Linked DNA regions of Homo sapiens: region 2 is linked to region 1. Evidence: read pairs that join two places in POLR2A ChIA-PET (ENCODE). Cell type or tissue: OCI-LY7. All regions are shown on one strand. Links, peaks and the distances in the headings refer to the core of each region. The heading gives the core; the rest is flanking DNA.

Evidence for each region. Peaks named below come from ENCODE experiments on the same cell type or tissue, not always from the same donor. Only the 100,000 strongest peaks of a DNase experiment are listed, where the experiment ranks them.
Region 2: POLR2A ChIA-PET joins it to region 1 with 5 read pairs; 2 of 35 experiments call an interaction of 5 or more read pairs at or near these places.

Annotation. Positions count from the first base shown.
Region 1 is chr14:21,287,478-21,290,363 of GRCh38, reverse strand. It overlaps RPGRIP1 (RPGR interacting protein 1), which reads right to left. Exons shown (of 25, transcript NM_020366.4): 2 at 2,303-2,425. The coding sequence starts at 2,387. Among named protein-coding and RNA genes, the nearest start is that of RPGRIP1, 8.8 kb to the right of the region's middle. In OCI-LY7, for the core only: no CTCF peak of the experiment used is centred there; a DNase peak (open chromatin) is centred at 1,013; H3K4me3 peaks cover 506 bases; H3K27ac peaks cover 818 bases.
Region 2 is chr14:21,481,777-21,484,694 of GRCh38, reverse strand. All of the region lies in intron 2 of TOX4 (TOX high mobility group box family member 4), which reads right to left. Among named protein-coding and RNA genes, the nearest start is that of TOX4, 6.0 kb to the right of the region's middle. In OCI-LY7, for the core only: no CTCF peak of the experiment used is centred there; no DNase peak of the experiment used is centred there.

The DNA.
Region 1 (2,886 bases), core at 1-2,500:
AATGAGATAACACCTCAGTTACAAACAATAACAAGTGTTGCTGAGAAAGTGAAGAAATCAGAAGCATCATACGTTGCTGGTAGGAATGTAAAATGGTGCCACTGCTTTGGAAAATAGCCTGGCAGTTCCTCAAAATGTTAAACTAGTGTTACCGTATGACCCAGCAATTCTACATCTAGATTTGTGCCCAGGAGAAATAAAAACAGGGGCCAGGTGTGGTGGCTTCTGCCTGTAATCCCAGCACTTTGGGAGGCCGAGGCAGACAGATGACTTGAAGCCAGGAGTTGGAGACCAGTCCGGCCAGCATGGTGAAACCCCATCTCTACTAAAAATATAAAAATTAGCCAGGTGTGGTGGCAGGTGCCTGTAATCCCAGCTACTTGGGTGGCTGAGGCAGGAGAATCACTTGAACCCGGGAGGCAGAGGTTGCAGTGAGCTGAGATCACGCCACTGCACTCCAGCCTAGGTGACAAAGCAAGAATCTGTCTCAAAAAAAAATACTGCTATGAACATTCTGGTAATGTCTCCTGGTATATATGGGCAAGAGTTAATTTCTGCAAATTTTTAACTCCCGACCAGGTGATCCACCTGCCTCGGCCTCCCAAGGTGCTGGGATTACAGGCGTGAGCCACTATGCCCAGGCAATTTCTGCCAATTTTATACTCAAAAGTAGAGTTACACGTTCAACTTTACTAGATAATGGCAAATATTTTCCAAAGTGGTTGCATCATTTATACACTTATGGGCAGTGCATAAAGTGCCCTATCCTCAAAAAATAATTTTATAGAAGTGAAGTCAAGTGAAAATAGAATCAACGGTAGCCATGATTGGGATTGAGGGATGGGAAAGTGGAGCAAAATTACAAAAATACCTTTTTTTGTTGTTTTAGAGATAGGGTACTGCTATGTTGCCCAGACTGATCTTGGACTCCCGGGCTCAAGTGATCCTCCCACCTCAGCCTCGAGTAGCTGGTGCAGGTGTGAGCCACCAAGCCTGGCCAAAGTTAGAAAAATATGGTTTTTTGGGGGAGGGGGGTGGTATGGAGTCTCGCTCTGTCGCCTAGGCTGGAGTGCAGTGGTGCGATCTCGGCTCACTGCAAGCTCCACTTCCTGAGTTCACACCATTCTCTTGCCTCAGCCTCCTGAGTAGCTGGGACTACAGGCGCCCGCCACAACGCCCAGCTAATTTTTTTGTATTTTTAGTAGAGACGGGGTTTCACCATGTTAGCCAGGATGGTCTCGATCTCCTGACTTCGTGATCTGCCCGTCTCGGCCTCCCAAAATGCTGGGATTACAGGCATGAGCCACTGCGCCCAGCCCTAAAGATATCTTAAATAATGTGTGGAAGAAGCTCTGGTAGGGCTGAGCCCTTTCATCTTAAATTGAACACTTCTGCTTAGTGACAGTGAAGGGCTAAGGGCTAATCACAAGGATAGATGAGTGAAACCCACTAGTTGTTCTTGGCTTTTGTTGTGCTGTTTGTGGTGGTAGTATTTAGCTTTACCTCCTAAACCCACACAGTAATACTTTTACTGTAAGAATTTAAGACTAAGTCTGGGCACGGTGGCTCACGCCTGTAATCCAGCACGTTGGGAGACCGAGGCAGGCGGATCACTTGAGGTCAGGAGTTCGAGATCAGCCTGGCCAACATGGTGAAACCCCATCTGTACTAAAAATACCAAATTAGCCAAGCGTGGTGGTGGCCACCTGTAGTCCCAGCTACTCAGGAGTCTGAGGTAGGAGAACTGCTTGAACCCGGGAGGCATAGGTTGCAGTGAGCCAAGATTGGGCCACTGCACTCCAGCCTGGGGGACGAGAGAGAGTGAAACTCCATCTCAAAAAAAAGAAAAAAAAAAAGAACTTAAGAATAAAATGTGAGAAGAGGGCCAGGCACAGTGGCTCACACCTGTAATACCAGCCCTTTGGGAGCCCGAGGAGGGCAGATCCCTTGAGGTCAGGAATTTGAGACCAGCCTGGCCATCATGGTGAAAACTTGTCTCTACTAAAAATCCCAAAACTAGCCAGGCATGGTGGTGCACGCCTGTAATCCCTGCTACTTGGGAGGCTAAGACAGGAGAATTGCTTGAACCCAGGAGTCGGAGGCTGCAGTGAGCTGAGATTGTGCCACTGTGCTCCAGCCTGGGTGACAGAGCGAGACTCCATCTCAAAAAAAAAAAAAAAAAAGTGAGAAGACTGAAGAAAAGAGCTGAAAGTAAATCAGTCTCTGTGAAGGCCAGCAAGATGTTCCACAGTGAGAGTTCTTTTAATTCTAAAAGGTGTCCATCCTCAGGCGTAGAAGTTACCTTTTGAGGCTGGTAGCACCAGAGGTATAGCATCTATGTCTCTAACTGGCAAGTCTCCTGATGTAGGGTCCACCAGATGTGACATGATCTCTGTTCCCAAGCTGTAAGAGATCCCAGAGGACACTGAAATAAAGGAAAAGTCCAGTCAGTTACATGCAACTTTAGGATGTCTTCTGAAACGTGTACATAAGTTGTAGCAGGAATTTCTCAGCACTTTCATGATGGTATATGACATGTCAGAGTCATTCTCATGGTAGTGTGGACAACTCTACACTAAAGAGTAACAACAAGTATTCAGTAGGAATGACTTGATCCAAAATGAAAATCAGTTTTTATGATTATGGAATTGATGGATATCATTTCGGATCATTTTTTTAAGTGTCTGCTCAGCCTGGAAGCCGATGACCATCCCTTTTCTCTGCGAAATAGGCCTCTATCCCTCTCTCCACTCAATTTACAGGGACTGACTCCCCAGGAATCAGTTTATAGCCTACAATCCAGTCCCCGAAGCCATTGCTGATTGGACCAGGGTTAATCGAATGACCCAAGACAAATGACCCTCGCTGAACCAATCAGATTCTATC
Region 2 (2,918 bases), core at 229-2,728, 190 kb before region 1:
AGACCAAGACCATGTCTAAAAAAAAAGAAAAAGAAAGAAAATAAAGGCCGGGTGCCGTGGCTCATGCCTATAATCTCAGCACTTTGGGAGGCCGAGGTGGGTGGACCACCTGAGGTCAAGAGTTCGAGACCAGCCTGGCCAACATGGCGAAAATCCATCTCTACTAAAAATACAAAAATTAGCCAGGTGTGGTGGCAGGTGCCTGTAATGCCATCTACATCAGGAGGCTGAGGCAGGAGAATCACTTGAATCCAGGAGGCAGAGGCTGCAGTGAGCCGAGATTGTGCCACTGCACTCCAGCCCGGGTGACAGAGCAAGACTCTGTCTCAAAAAAAAAAAAAAAAAAAAAAAAAAAAAAAAAAAAAGACATTGCTAGAAAGAAAATTTCCAGCTAGCAGAAACTAGGGAGAAAAAAGTGTGCCTGTGAAATGCCCAATCTCTGAATCACATTTGTAAAAGTTTCCTAAAAGACAAAAAGATATATGTACAGTTTCCCTTCTCCTTACTATTTTACTTGGTATGGTAAAAAATCTGGTCGTTGTCTGAGATATAAGTAGCACACGGAGCATAAGAACACACAGTTCTCAGCTGGTAGTGGTGGCTCACACCTGTAATCCCAGTACTTTGGGAAGCCAAGGTGGGTGGATCACTTGAAAAGTCGGGAGTTCGGGACCAGCCTGGCCAACATGGAAAACCCCATCTCTACTAAAAATACAAAAATTAGCTGGGTGTGGTGGTGTGCGTCTGTAATCCCAGCTACCCAGGTGGCTGAGGCACGAGAATCGCTTGAACCCAGGAGTTGAAGGCTGCAGTGAGCCAAGATCACATCACTGCACTCCAGCCTGGATGACAGAGCAAGACTCTGTCTCACACGCGCACACACACACACACAAATAACAAAAAATACCACGCAGTTCTTGATGGGAAAAACTGAAACTTTCCCCAAGAACTGAACTTTTCTCAGTAGTACACAAATCATGTATTTATGTATGTTGTTTTGTTGTTGTTTTTTTTAATTCTGAGACAGGGTCTTACCCTGTCGCCCAGGCTGAGTGCATGGCTCCATCACCACTCACTGCAGCCTTGAACTCTTGGGCTCAAGTGATCTTCCCACCTTGGCCTCCCAAAGTTCTAGGATTACAAGTGTGAGCCACTGTGTCTGGCCCATAATTTTTGTTATTGTGTGGAAGTTCTTAACTTCCAGTCCATGACTCTTTCTGATATTTCAGTTTAGGTTTACGTGAGCATTTTTAAGGTAGAAGGTACAAAGATTTTTACCAAATTCTCACACCAAAAAAAAAAAAAAAGTTATAGGAACAGGAAGAAGGATCAAGGGAAACATTTACTGTACTAGACTAATAGTAAAATAGTAGTTTCCAAAATTTTCAAGATACAGATTGCTTTGGCAAAGCAAAGATGCCTATCCTTTTCTGCTTACCACAACAAAACAGCAACTTTGTCAGGATATAAAAATGATACTATTTGTTAATGAGAACCCCAAAAGGATAAAAATTCATATCCAAAACAAGGGACCAGTGTTCCACAAGTGACTACCCCTCATAAACCATCTGGAATGTTCTCCTTGTACACTAAAAAATTAGACATGGCTACATAAAATGAACTGGGAAATGATAAAAAAATTAGACATGTTGAGATTCCATTATGTAGGATCGACAAGGCATTCTTTCTATACACCACCCCTTGGGATGTGTAAAAGCTTTGTTATTCAGTACCTATGGCTTTCATGGTGGTTTTCTGGGTTCTGTTTTATTTCTTCCTTTAAGTATGAATAGTAAGATAACTACAATTATCAAGAATACAGAAGGTTAAAAAAAAAGGATAGGGTAAACCACATGCTATAGTAAAAGTAGAGATTCACTAAAATCTTTTTCACTACAAATGATCTGTAAAATTATGGGTAAAATCCAAAAATGAATACCTAAACTTACTTTATTTTAGCGGATTACATAACCAGATCACACTCTAGACTGTTAAATATAAAACAAAACTAAAACTGAAGCAAATATTAAAAAGAAGTGGTTTGGACACAGAAAGAGAAAACAGGAACATGATATGCAGTTACCTTCTAACTTAGCTTTCCTTTCCTCCTTTGTTCAATTCCTGGGCCTTTTTGAAGGAGGGGCTGGTTTGGGAATTACAGTTTATAAGCAAAGATGCTTAAATATCAAGAGAACCAAAAAATCAAAAATACCATTTCCCTCCCTTTTTTCATTCTCTGATCCCAAAACATACAATCTATTATTTCTTTAGCTTATTATATAGATCATTCACTTTAGAGAAATTTATTTTAATCCAACACCTATTTATTCAACAATACGCTGGTACTATGGGTCATTTAAATAACTGCTCTTAAAAACTGATGTAGTAGTGAAAATTTTACCTATTTAGCCAGAAATAATGAACTGGTTCTAATGTTAGTTACTTTTCCTACTGAAGGATGGGTACCTTTATGCCTAATTATTTCCCCAATGTGCTCTAAGCATAATACCACTATATTAGAGCCAACCTGAAAAAGAGAAACAGAAAGATTAAATTGCCTTCAGATCATAGAACTTTCCGCCTCAGGCAATGCTCTCTCTGGACTGCTACTCTTTTGAAATTATTACTATTTCTTATTTCATTGATATACAACTTATGTAAGGTACATAAATTTTAAGTGTATAGCTTAATGGATTTTTTACATATGCAAACATCCAAGTTATCACTATCCAGATCAAAGATGCAGAACATTTCCTTGTGCCCCTTTCCAGTGAATACTTCCTTCCCTTCACAACTGGTATCACTATTTTGATAGTTCAGTTTTGCCTATTCTTGACCCTCATTAAAAAATATGAACGAATATAGTGTCTTCTCTTTTATGTCTGTCTTTTTCTACTCAACAAAATATTGTTTAGATT